Regions from separate parts of the Homo sapiens genome. Here region 1 is linked to region 2. Evidence: chromatin contacts called from ENCODE Hi-C or POLR2A ChIA-PET data. All regions are on one chromosome and are shown on one strand. Each heading gives the region's core, a stretch centred on a gene start or an enhancer-like site at or near the end of the contact. The rest is flanking DNA. Distances are from core to core; before and after follow the strand shown.

Region 1 (6,532 bases), core at 270-2,769, 250 kb after region 2:
TAGAAAGCCCATATAGTTTACTGTAGCACTTCTGCACTTATAGTTTAGGTCTATCTAGATGTATGACTTCTCAGATGCTGCCGAATATTGACCTTTTGCATGGTATTCAGTCTTTGAATTTTTATTTCATAATATGCTGGAACCACGATATTCTATCTGATCAGCAACTGGTCTGGTATCTGGGGCTCATAATTTTCTTTTTCCGCTTCATATTTCAGACAATTGAGGACGACTATAATAGTTTCTCATTAGAAATACATGCTAATAAACATCATGTCTTTGGTATTAAGTGGCAATTAGATGAAACAACCTGAAATTCTGTCTGATACCAAGATTGAACTTTGCTGAGATTACTGTTTCACTCACCGAAAATATCAGAATACTCAAGGGAGTTATTTTTTTTCTTAATGTAACTTTCATAAAGGAAATGAAAGAAATGTGGAGACTGAAAACAGTTGTCTGGTGTCTCAATACTGCATGCAGGTTCAACTACATTCTAAGCAAGTTGACTGTTATAATACATTTCACATTTTCTGTGATTTTGTTTGTGCTGAGACCTTATGCAATTACAAAGCAGATTTTTTACACTAACCTACACTGAGAAAAGAAAACCACCGTTCCCCTTTTAAACAGGAGAGTGCCTCAAGTACACTCGGGATCCCTCTCACCAAGCACAGCAAGGCTTGTGACTTCAAGCACACCAAGCTTGTGACTTTTTCTCCTACAAGGTGCACCTCGTTTTTTCTTACTGACAAATTGGCTTTAAAGTAAAGTTAGTTCCCTATCACACTGGCCCCCAAGACTCCAACTCCTGCTTCTCTTGGGATCTCTGCCCAGAGTCCAATCTCCCCTAAGGCGTGGTGCAGTGCTGTGCCCACACCTAGGCTCTGGGGGTGGGCACCCTTTGACTTTCCTCATATCATTCCACCCTCGACACATCCAAATGTGAACACATCTTCTCCACAAAGTGCCCCTTCACCACGCCAGTTCCCAGACACTTTATTTCTTCCCTTGCCTAGAGTGCTGCCCCCAAAACCAGCCCCCCATCATTGGCCATGTCCTTGCAGAGGCTGAACCATCCCACAATCTGTCAAGGATATCAGGGAAGAGCATGAGCTGGATAGACTTCAGGCTCTGCCAGCAGCTACATTCTAGGGGTGCCCGGACGTCCTGGTCTCTTGAGATGAGATGGTCTTGTGTCTGGAATTGGTCTCACTGACTAAAAGAATAAAGCCGCAGACCTTCACAGTGAGTGTGACAGTTTTTAAAGATGGTGTGTCTGGAGCTAGTTCCTTCAGATGTTTGGACGTGTTCAGTTTCTTTCTGCTGGTGGGTTTGTGGTCTCGCTTGCTTCAGGAGTGGCTGCAGACCTTTGTAGTGAGTGTCACGAGCTCTTAAGGTGGTGCGCCTGGAGTTTCTCATTCCTCCCAGTGGGTTTGCCATCTCACTGCCTTTAAGGAGGGAAGCTGCAAAGCTTCGCGCAGTACGACAGTTTCCAAACATGATGCAAGCACAGCTTACCACGGTTGCCTCCGCAGCCCGCTTTTATTCCCTTATCTGACCCCACCCACATCCTGCTGATTGGCCCATTTTACAGAGAGCTGATTGGTCCGTTTTGACAGGGTGCTGATTGGTGCATTTAGGAATCTTGAGCTAGACACAGAGTGCTGATTGGTGCATTTACAATCCTTTAGCTAGACACAAAAGTTCTCCAAGTCCCCACTAGATTAGACACAGAGCACTGATTGGTGCGTTTACAAACCTTTAGCTAGACACAGAGTGCTGATTGGTGTTATAATCCTGTAGCTAGACATAAAAGTTCTCCAAGTCCCCACCAGACTCAGGAGCCCAGCTGGCTTTGCCTAGTGGATCCTGCGCTGGGGCCGTGGGCAGAGTTGCCCGCCAGTCCCACACTGCACACCCACACCACGCACCAGCACTCCTCAGCCCTTAAGCATCGATAGGACTGTGTGCTGTGGAGCAGGGGGCGGCACCCCTTGGGCAGGCTCAGGCTGCTCAGAAACCCACGGCGGCTGGGGGGAGGCTCAGGCATGGTGGGCTGCAGGTCCCGAGCCCTGCCCCGTGGGGAGGCAGCTAAGGCCCAGTGAGAAATTGAGCGCAGCACCGGTGGGCCGGCACTGCTCGGGGAGCCAGAGCACCCTCCACAGCTGCTGGCCCGGGTGCTAAGCCCCTCACTGTCTGGGGCTGGTGGGGCCGGCCAGCCAGCTCTGAGTGTGGGGCCCACCAAGCCCACGCCCACCCGCCAAGCCCACGCCCACCCGGAACTCTAGCTAGATCACAAGTGCCATGCGCAGCCCCAGTTCCTGCCCCTGCCTCTCCCTCCACACCTCCCCGCAAGCTGAGGGAGCCGGCTCCTGCCTCGGCCAGCCCAGAGAAGGGCTCCCACGGTGCAGCGCTGGGCTGACGGGCTGCTCAAGCACAGCCAGAATGGGCGCCGAGGCCGAGGAGGCACCGAGAGCGAGTGAGGGCTGCCAGCACTCTGTCACCTCTCACTACCGCACTCTGTCCTACCCTCCCATGCCCCTCCAGCACCCTGATCCTACCTGCACCCCGCTCCTACTGAGAGGTGAAGCCCGGCTGGGCTTCTGGGTTGGGTGGGGACTTGGAGAACTTTTCCCTCTAGCCAAATGTTTGTAAATGCACCAATCAGCAGACTGTAAAAACGCACCAATCAGCACTCTGTGTCTAGCTAAAGGTTTGTAAGTGCACCAATCAGCACTCTGTAAAAATGCACCAATCAGTGCTCTGTGTCTAGCTAAAGGTTTGTAAATGCACCAATCAGCACTCTGTAAAAACGCACCAATCAGCTCTCTGTAAAATGGACCAATCAGCAGGACATGGGCAGGGCCAAATAAGGGAAAAGCTGGCCATGCGAGCCAGCAGTGGCAACCTGCTTGGGTACCCCTCGATGCTGCAGAGGCTTTGTTCTTTCACTCTTCACAGTGAATCTTGCTGCTGCTCACTTTTTGGGTCCGCACCACCTTGAAGAACTGTAACACTCACTGCGAAGGTCTGCGGCTTCTATTCTGAAGTCAGCCAGACCATGAACCCACCAGGAGGAACAAACAACTCTGGACGCCCCACCTTGATAGAGCTGTTAACACTCACTGCGAAGGTCTGCAGCTTTACTCCTGTGAAGTCAGCAAGATCACGAACCCACCAGAAGGAAAAGACTCTGGACACATCTGAACATCTGACGGAACAAACTCCAGACACACCATCTTTAAGAACAGTAACACTAACCGCGAGGGTCTGCGGCTTCATTCTTGAAGTCTGCGAGACCAAGAACCCACCAAAAAGAACCAATTCCGGACACACTACCTGCTTTCGACCTCACAGCACCTAGCTCCTACCTGGACCTTTCTCCTACCTGTGCTTGTCCCAGCAGCACCCGGCTGCTATCCGCCCTGCAGCACCCTATCCTACCCATGCTTGCCCCACTAGAACCCCAATCTTACCCACACTCTGCTCCTTTCAGTGCCCTGCCCTGCCAGCACCCCATCCTACACATGCCTGGCCCAGCAGTCACCCTACTCCACCTGAGCCCCGCCCCTACTCGCACCCCGCTCCTATCCATGGCTCACCACTGCAGCACCAGCCACTACCCAAACCTCGCTCCTACCCACGCCCAGCCCTGCCAGCACCCCATGCTACCCACGGCCCACTCCAACAGCACCTCAATATTACGCATACCCTGATCCTACCCACACCTCACTTCTACCCGTGCCCTGCCCCACCAGCACCCCACTCCTAGTGTGTCCGGAATTGGTTCCTTTTGGTGCGTTCTTGGTCTCGCTGACTTCAAGAATGAAGCTATTGACCCTTGCGGTGAGTGTTACAGTTCTTAAAGATGGTGTGTCCAGAGTTTATTCCTTCAGATGTTCAGATGTGTCCAGAGTCTCTTCCTTCCAGTGGGTTTATGGTCTTGCTGACTTCAGGAGTGAAGCCGCAGACCTTCGCAGTGAGTGTTACAGCTCTTAAAGGTGGAGTGTCTGGAGTTGTTTGTTCCTCCTGGTGGTTTCGTGGTCTCGCTGACTTCAGGAATGAAGCCACAGACCCTCGCAGTGACAGCTCTTAAAGGTGGTGCGCGTCTGGAGTTTTTGTTCCTCCTGGTGGGTTTAATTTAATTTTTAAAATTGCTCTTATATGGCTGGGTGATGTGGCTCACGCCTGCAATCCCAGCACTTGGGGAGGCTGAGACGGGTGGATCACTTGAGGCCAGGAGTTCGAGACCAGCCTGGCCAACATGGTGAAACCTTGTCTCTACTAAAAATACAAAAATTAGCCGGGCGTGGTGGTGGGTGCCTGTAATCCCAGCTACTTGGGAGGCTGAGGCAGGAGAATCACTTGAGCCTGGGAGGCGAAAGTTGTGGTGGGCCGAGCTGCAACCACTGCACTCCATTATAGGTGACAGAGTGAGACTCTTTTTCAAAACAAAAAAAAAAGGACAAAAAATTGTAGTTCTAGAATAAATAGGTGAGTTAAAAAGGTGTTATCTGTGTTACTTAAAAACGAGGCTTCCTTTTTTTTTTTTTTTTTTTTTGAGACGAAGTCTTGCTCTGTCGCCCAGGCTGGAGTGCAGTGGCCCGATCTTGGCTCACTGCAACCTCTGCCTCCCAGGTTCCAGTGATTCTCCTGCCTCAGCCTCCTGAGTAGATGGGACTACAGGTGCACGCCATCATGCCTGGCTAATTTTTGTATTTTTAGTAGAGATGGGGTTTCACCATATTGGCCAGGCTGGTCTCGAACTCCCGACCTTGTGATCTGCCTGCCTTGGCTACCCAAAGTGCTGAGATTACAGGTGTGAGCCACTGTGCCCGGCCGACTTCCTTATATTTTAACCCACTAAACAATGAGGAGGAATTGTTCTCATTAAGTACAAGGGCACTGGATCCTCAGGACCCTGACTTCATAAGAGAAACAGCAGCATATCCTGAAAGTTTCTGACACTTCCTGCTCACAGGCACCAAAGCTATATGTGTAAACTTATCCACTTCTTGCCAAAGGAACCCTCCCCTGGGAAGATGAAGCTTCTTGGACGTGACCACCTCCAGGAACCAACGGGCGGGCAACCTTTATGCATGTGTGACCAGACCTCCAACTATAAGCATGGTGTGCAGTACAGAAGAGCCTGCTATGAAACTGAAATTGATGGGACATTTTATAGGAATTGATAGAGATGTTGGTCCTCAAAAGCTTTAAATCTGTGATCTGCAAAATAAAATGTGTTGGAAACCTCTGAACAAAATTTTTTTCTACTATATTTGGAATATTTTTCTTCCATTGTTAAGTACACATGTGTATACAAAATGTCCAGGAAAATGCCATATAATAATGAATAGTGAGATATACACATTTATTTATTTGAGACGAAGTTACACATTTATTTAGTTATTTATTTGAGATGAAGTTTCACCCTTGTTGCCTCGGCCAGAGTGCAGTGGTGCAATCTCAGCTCACTGCAACCTCCGCCTCCCAGGTTCATGCGATTCTCCTGCCTCAGCCTCTCAAGTAGCTGGGGTTACATATGCCAGCCACCACACCTGGCTAATATTTTGCATTTTTAGAAGAGATGGGGTTTCTTCATGTTGACCAGGCTGGTCTTGAACTCCTGACCTCAGGTGATCCACCCGCCTCGGCCTCCCAAAGTGCTGGGATTACAGGTATGAGCCATTGCTCCTGGCCGAGATATACACATTTAAAGTTGTTACCAAACTTCAAGGATCAAAGAAAAATTTCTAAAATGGGGACATCTGAGGAAAGGAAAAGTTCTGTTCAAAAGTAAATTTTTCTCAGAGTTTTTCATAGTGATGTTTAATGCTAGAAGAAATGGAATAATATAACACGTGTATGTATACTGTATATGTAACTAAAGACATAAAAAATGGTCTTGAATTATAATGCACAAAGCCAATAGCATTAGTTACTTCTGAAAAATGTACTGGGATTGAAAAAAAGACTCTGGTCTTCTTTAAAATTTTAATTTTTTAAATATTATTAAATAACATTAAATAATTATTAAATAATTTATTATTTAAATAAATTATTATTAAATAATATTAATAATAACCACCCCAACAACAATAACAATGCTGAAGCAACCTCTATCAAGTTATCAGGACAAGACAATGTGATCCAAACAGGTATGTTCAAATTTTTAAGTAGATAGAAGCAAGCATCAATTTCAAATATACGAGGACTAACCCATCTCATGAAATAATTTTGGTAAGCAAGAAATGACAGGAGAAGCCATGACTTTTAAAAAAATTAATAGTAAGCAACCAATCCATTATAAAATTGTTAGACAATTTTGAAAATGGTTATAGAATTACATGGTTTACAGAATTACATGCTGCAAACTATGAAAAGATAGGAGAAATGAGAAACCAGCCTTTTTTCACTGAACTGGACTCAAGGAGGAATATGGTAGGTGAAGTTTTTTGTGTTTTTTTTTTTGTTTTTTTGACAGAGTTTCACTCTTGTTGCCCAGGCTGGAGTGCAATGGTGCAGT
Region 2 (6,900 bases), core at 2,424-4,923:
TTTCTAAAACTCAGTGTCCCTTCAGCCAGTTTTCCTAGATCTACTCTACTTGCCAAAAAGAAAAAAGAATCCACTCTGTCCTAAAAGAAGACTGACTTCTCTCACGCTTAACAGGTTCAAATTGTGGCAGCTTTCATAGAATGGTGTTTTCTCTGCCTTTACTATCAAGGACTGGGGGCTTCTGGGACACAAGTGCAGGGGCCCCTCCCTGTGCACACTGCTGGGTGCTTCTGCCAAGCACCTGTTTTCACCAGTGCACCCTGCAAATACAGCCTCCTTCAGCATTTGGCTAAGGATGCAGCTCTGGAGAAGCCTGCCCTGGTGAGGCCTGAAGTCCAGTTCCCGTCCTGGCTCTGCCACCGTTGCACATACCTGTGCTGGGCATGGGATCTGTTCAGTTAACATCATGTTAACTGTCTCCTGTCTCCATTAAAAAAAGTCAAGTCAGCTGCTGCTGCAGAAAATAATATGGTGGTCTTCAAAAGTGACACGGAATTACTACCTGGTCCAGCAACTCCACTTCTGGGTAGAATTCTAAAAGAAGTGAAAGCAGGGCCTTGAGACATTTGCACACCCATGTTCATCGCAGCATTACATATTTGCACACCCATGTTCATCGTGGCATTATTCACAAGAGTCAAAAGAAAGCAACCCAAGTGTCCATCAAAAGAAGAATGGACCAGCAAAATGTGGAATGATATGATATGATGGAATGTTACTCAGATGGCAAAAAAAAGGGGATTCTAACACATGCTACAACATGCATGAACCTTGAGGATATTTGCTAAATGGAATAAACAGGTCATAAAAGGAAAAAACACTGTGTGATTCCACTTCTGTGAGGCTCCTACAGCAGTCAATTCGTAGAGACAGAGCAGAATGGTGTCTGCCAGGGGCTGGTGGAAGAGGAATGGGGAATTGGTATTTAATGGAGACAGAGCTTCAGTTTGGGAAGATGAAAACGTCCTAGAGAAGGATGATGGTGATGGTTGCACAACCATGAAAAGGTGCTTGGTGCCACCGACCTCTGCACGTAAAAATGGTTAAAATGGTGCATTTTTATATTATGTGTACATAAAAAAATTGATGTTGGTGCTTCCTTCATCTTTCTATTCCCTGCACCTAGCTGAGACCCCTGGTGCTCTCTCCTGGACTCATTCCAGAGCAGAATGAAACACATTCTCTTGAACATTCACAGTTGTTTCCAGTGAAATTGATTTAGGGAAACAGCCAGATATTACTCAGAGTCCAGTCAGCAGGCGTTGTTTGGTTCAGCACTTGTATGTGGTGGCAAATGGATGCGACTGTTTGCCTGTGAATCCCAGAAACAGAAACTTAGATCTGTGACCACCACACAATGCGTGCCCAGATAGCAGCACAGCTGGCGCAGCAGGCGTCTCCTGGGCCTGGAGCTGGGCACGGAGGCCAAAGGATGTGGACTTTCCATGGGAGCTTCCCAGCTCATGAATGAGATGAGGCTTGGCCTGTCCTGGGAGGGAACTGCGCTGAAGGACGGAACTCAAGAGGATGCCACACGGCGAGGGCAGTGTCACGGCTGCTGATGCGCTGCCCCTGCCAACGCCTCAGAGGAGCCCCTGGACTCGAAATCCTGCCTCTGCAGCTCTGTAGGCCTCCGTCGGTCTATTAATACCTCAACTGATAAAGAAACATTTCTTTCCCATTCCAACACATCCTAATCAAAAACAAATGAGACCAGCTTGCTGGCGGATTGCCTTGTGTTCAGTTCATGCCGGTGGCTCAGACCAGGGAACTGGGGGAAACCACAGTGTTTCTAATAACTGAAGAACTGTGTTTGACCTGGGCGTTTTCCCCGTGAAAGCTGAGTTGATCAAGCCCGCAGAGATGAAAACTGGGCGTCGGTGGAGAGATGAGTCACAGCGCTCCGTCCCTCACGGTGGCCCTCCTGCTGCCCTTCGTGGGCTGCTGCCTCTTCTTGTGTCTTCCTCCACTGCTCAGCTTGCCCATAGGGGTCTCAGGCACCGCAAGGCCGCTTTGTAAAGAATGGATGGAGCATGCACACACAGTGCCCGGCATATTCCTGCTGGGCCGCAGGGTACTGAGCTCCTTCCCTGTACTACTTCCCAGCTCTGCAGTTAGGGTTCTTCTCATTGGAATGGTAAAATGTTTATCCCAAGTGTATGTCATCCAAATGCTCAGTGAAAATAGTCCACCTGAGTTAACCTCTGTCCCCCAAAATGCCACCTTGTATCTCTGATAGAATTCTTGCTCCCTTCCTTTGAGAAGTGGAGCCAGGGGTGGCAGTCCTAGCCCCGTTACCGTGCATTTAATTTTTAAGCACATCTAGCTGAGTCATCCGTGACATCCCAAGCTATTTGTTGGTGCCTGAGAATACAGAATGAGTAAGATGCCGCTCCAGGCCCAGGTGAGAAGTGACACCGTGCTGGCAGCCTTCACAGCCCTCGCTCGCTCTCGGCGCCTCCTCAGCCTTGGTGGCCACTCTGGCTGTGCTTGAGGAGCCCTTCGGCTCGCCGCTGCACTGTGGGAGCCCCTTTCTGGGCTGGCCAAGGCCAGAGCCGGCTCCCTCAGCTTGCGCGGGGAGGTGTGGAAGGAGAGGCGCAGGCGGGAACCCGGACTGTGCGCGGCGCTTGCGGGCCAGCGCGAGTTCCGGGTGGGCGTGGGCTCGGGGGGCCCCGCACTCGGAGTGGCCAGTTGGCCCGCAAGTCCCGGGCAGTGACGGGCTTAGCACCTGGGCCAGCAGCTGCTGTACTCGATTTCTCGCCGGACCTTAGCAGCCTCTCCGCAGGGTAGGGCTCGGGACCTGCAACCAGTCATGCCTGAGCCTCTCCCCAATCCCAGCGGTGGGCTCCTGCACAGCCCGAGCCTCCCGGAGGAGCCCCGCTCCCTGCTCCAGGGCGCCAGTCCCATCGACCGCCCAAGGGCTAAGGAGCGCGGGCGCACAGCACGGAACTGGCAGGCAGCTCCACCTACGGCCTCTCTGAAGGATCCAGTGGGTGAAACCAGCTGGGCTCCTGAGTCTAGTGGGGACTTAGAGAACCTTTATGTCTAGCTAACGGATTGTGAATATACCAATCGGCACTCTGTATCTAGCTCAAGGTTTGTAAATGCACCAATCAGCACTCTGTGTCTAGCTCAGGGTTTATAAATACACCAATCGGCATGCTGTATCTAGCTAATCTAGTGGGGACCTGGAGAACTTTTGTTTCTAGCTCAGGGATTGTAAACGCATCAATCAGCACCCTGTCAAAATGGGCCAATCAGCTCTCTGTAAAATGGACCAATCAGCAGGATATGGCGGGGGAGGAGCAGGGAGAGAGAGCCAGGTAAGGGAATAAAAGCAGGCTGCAGGAACCAAAAGTGGTAACTCACTCGGGGTTGGTTCCACATAGTAGGAAGTTTGTGCTTTCTTTCTTTGCAATAAGTTTTGCTGCTGCTGAGTGTTTGGGTCCCTACTGCTTTTATGAGCTGTAACACTCACCACAAAGGTCTGCAGCTTCATTCCTGAAGTCAGTAAGATCACAAACCCACCAGAGGCACTGCCTTAAGAGCTGTAACGCTCACTGTGAAGGTCTGAAGCTTCATTCTTGAGCCGGCGAAACTGAACTCACCAGAAGAAAGAAACTGGAAACAGGAACATCACTTTTAAGAACTGTGACACTCCTCGCGAGGGTTTGTGGTTTCGTTCTAGAAGTCAGTGATAACCAGGAACCCGCCAATTCTGGACACACAGGTGGAGGGAGGATGCCTGTGTGCCTCCAGGGACTGAGCTGCATCCTAAAATCATGGGCTCCATTGTTCCACAATCTCTGAGAAAGCCTGGGGGCGGGAGGGCCTAAGGAAAATGACCATAGGACTTTGTTTAGCATTCTTGTGTTCAGTGCTGGGGGTGCCTGGCCATAGCTGGAAAACACTTCGCTCCTGCTGTTTTGAAACTTCCCTTGTGCCAAGACAGAAATGCCAAGGGAAGAAAAAACATGAAGCGTGTGGTCCCAGACACAGAAGCCATGTCCATCCCCTCCTCTCTCCCTCCTGTTCCATCCCATGGCTGGTTTTCGTGGCCCTGGGCCCTCGTTCCAGACCTACAGGTACTTGCTGTTCCTCACCTAGGGAACATGCTGTGAAAGGAAACGGGATTATAGGAAAATGAAAGAGAAGGTAGCGAAGATGCTGGCAAGTCAAAAATGTATCAGTGTCTGGGATGGCCTGTGGGGATCAGTGCCTCCCTTTGTCCCGGCAGAGTCGCAGTAGCAGGGCTGAAGCCCAGGCCCGACTTTGCGGCTCACACGCCCTTAGCTTACGCATCTGTGAGCAAAAGCATGCTGGGTCTAGGAGGCACTTTCTAGCCTGGCCTGTGTGGTGCTTAGGGTCCCAGCCATGGCATGCTGAATGTTTGCTTCTCTTTGCTGATCCTTTACTGACCTGAATGAAACGAGGAGACTATAAAAGTTGTCAATTACATCAGCTTCTTTTTTTCTTTTGTTTTTCTTTTTTAAGTTTAATTTTGGCTCTTCTAGGAACGTTATGTACTTGAAAAACAGAATACTATGGCATTCCTCAGTGGGAAAACAACTTTTCTCAGATCCGAAGCTACTAAAATGCCTACTTTTGACGTAGGGTTTTTATTTTTTTTGTTTTTAAAAAGAAAGGTGCAGTAAAATTTATTTTTTATTTATTTATTTATTTTTTCAAACGGTCTTGCTCTGCTGCCCAGGCTGGAGTGCAGGGGTGTGATCTCAGCTCACTGCAGCCTCCACCTCTTGGGTTCAAGCGATTCTCATGCCTCAGCCTTCTGAGTAGCTGGGACTATAGGCATGTACCACCATGCCTGGCTAAGTTTTGTATTTTTTTTTTTTTTTTAGTAGAGACAGGGTCTCACCAGGTTGGCTAGGCTGGTCTCAAACTCCCGACCTCAGGTGATCTGCCCACCTTGGCCTCCCAAAGTGCTGGGATTACAGGCGTGAGCTACCGCACCTGGCCAAATTCACTCTTTCTGGTGTGCAGTGCATCAAATTGGGTAAGCACTACCATAAGCACTACCATAAGCATGGCGCTGAACAGTTGGGTCCCTCCTCATGCTGCCCTGGGGCAGACTCCTCCCACCCTCAGCCCCTGGTATTCCCTGATCTCTCCTCTGTTCTTACTATTTTTTGCCTTTTCCAGAATGTCGTATAAGTGAAACCTACAGTAGGTAGTTTGTTGGGTCTGGCTTCTTCCACTTAAATGCATTGAAAATTAATTCATGCTTATGTGAAGATAAGATTTCATCTTTCTTGGTTAAGGGATGCCTAGTAGCAGAATCTTTTGGTCAGATGGTAAGCATATGTTTAACTGAATAAGAAACCACCAAACTGTTTCCCAAACTGGTTTACCATTTTTCACTTTCGCCAGCAACGCGTATGAGAGTTTTGGTTGTTCCGTGTCCTCTTCAACACTGGGTATTGCCAGATGTTTTCATTCCCGTTTTAGCCATTCTAATAGGACTGCAGAGCCCCTTGTAACTGAATTTGAATTTCTGAAATGATGAATGACATTTAACAGCCTTCCATGCGCCTATCTGCCATCCACATATCTTCCTAGGTGGAGGTTTATTTGCTCACGAAATATTCAAACATGCAGATGTAACAGGTTCTCCTCCGCCCACTCACCACTGATGTCTGGAGGAGGGAGTCTTTGTCTGGCTGTTGGTGTGCAGCATTCCCATGGATGCTCTTGATTATTTGTTACTTATGTCGGTCACCACAAACAATATAGCTTGAGAGGCAGCATGAACATAGAATATTTCTGGAAAAGCACAATGGAAATGGAGATTCCTACCCATCTTCAACATCTGACTGTTTTGGCAGTAGTAGACACTGGGGGCTACTAGGTCGGGGAGAGAGTGGGGTAAGGGTTGAAAACTACTTATTGGGTGAAATGTTCAGTACCTGGGTGATGGGATCCAACGTATCCCAAACCTCAGCATCAGGCAATATACCCATGTAACAAACCTGCACATGCACCCCCTGGCTCTAAAGCAAAAGTTGAAATTATATATACATTGAAAAAAGATGTGGCTCTCCAAGCCCACATCTCCTGATATGCTCCATGAGTTGGCCAAGGCTGCATTGGTTCTGTTGTGTGGCGCTCTGACTTTTCTCCTGTGGTCTTTTTACAGGGTTGGTTGGGATGTGAGTGTAACCTCTGCTGGATGTGGTCACATACAACTGTCTCTTCTCAGTTCTTTGCAAAGCTATGACTGTTCCTGTGAAGGTGTGGTTTGAGGTGGCTGCTGGATTTGACCCTGACTTCAGGAAGTTAAAGGCAGGCGCTTATTCGGAACTCTCCTTTCCCCCACCGCACCACCCTGCGGGAAGGACATGCATTTCTAGTGTTGGCTTCTGCATGGCTGCCTGGGTCATGCGTTTTTGTAGCTCATTAAGGATGACTCACAGGGAAATGAACAGAGGTGGCAGCTCTGCGTGGGTCTGAGGCTAGTTTAGCTTATTTGTCTAGTGAAAGGGGTAAGAAGGCCAATGCCATGGCATTGAAACCAGTGGATACCAAGCAGGTGTCAGCCATCCTCAAAGCACATATTTCCATGAGTATCTAGGAAAAGAGGTGGCATGAATGAACTAAGGGTCTCCTACCACTGGGAAACAAACCTGCCGGAGCCCTCGTGCTGGCGGGCCAACGACATTCTCTCTCTATGGGAGCAGAGCATGTTTTAAAGCTGTTTCAGATGGTGGTGATGCGTCTACCGGAGCAGAGACCCATTTCTTGGTCTAATGTTGTCCCAGCAGAGCTAGAAAGCTTAACTCAATGTCTTACTTTCACAAGACCACATGGCTCCAGGGGCATCCCCAGTCCTCAGAGACATGCCCAGGAGTACATCGACAGATACTCAGTGCACAGGAAGCAGTA

Evidence for each region. A loop is a pair of places that touch in the nucleus more often than their neighbours do. ChIA-PET counts read pairs that join two places held with the same protein, here RNA polymerase II (POLR2A). Pooled maps may share reads with other maps.
Region 1: a pooled map shows a loop between it and region 2 (2.7-fold over the local background). The contact joins the promoter of LIRIL2R here to the enhancer-like site in region 2. A Hi-C loop is called at or near these places in 4 of 168 maps with a recorded cell type or tissue (CD4-positive, alpha-beta memory T cell, CD8-positive, alpha-beta T cell and naive thymus-derived CD4-positive, alpha-beta T cell), 1 of 37 single-sample maps with no recorded cell type and 11 of 50 pooled maps. POLR2A ChIA-PET finds 5 or more read pairs at or near these places in 3 of 52 experiments (GM12878, activated CD4-positive, alpha-beta T cell and activated naive CD4-positive, alpha-beta T cell).

Annotation. Positions count from the first base shown.
Region 1 is chr6:175,382-181,913 of GRCh38, reverse strand. It overlaps LIRIL2R (lincRNA regulator of IL2RA), which reads right to left and starts at 1,519. Exons shown (of 2, transcript XR_926349.3): 1 at 1-1,519. It overlaps LINC03066 (long intergenic non-protein coding RNA 3066), which reads left to right. Exons shown (of 8, transcript NR_126020.1): 8 at 219-448.
Region 2 is chr6:431,609-438,508 of GRCh38, reverse strand. No RefSeq gene overlaps it. Among named protein-coding and RNA genes, the nearest start is that of IRF4, 43 kb to the right of the region's middle. RefSeq lists silencers at 1,534-1,734, 3,599-3,763 and an enhancer at 3,537-3,766. Within about 2 kb of position 3,673, at least 2 of the 41 ENCODE cell types and tissues checked have a DNase peak (open chromatin) inside an H3K27ac peak, as active enhancers do; they include GM12878, where a contact is called at or near this core.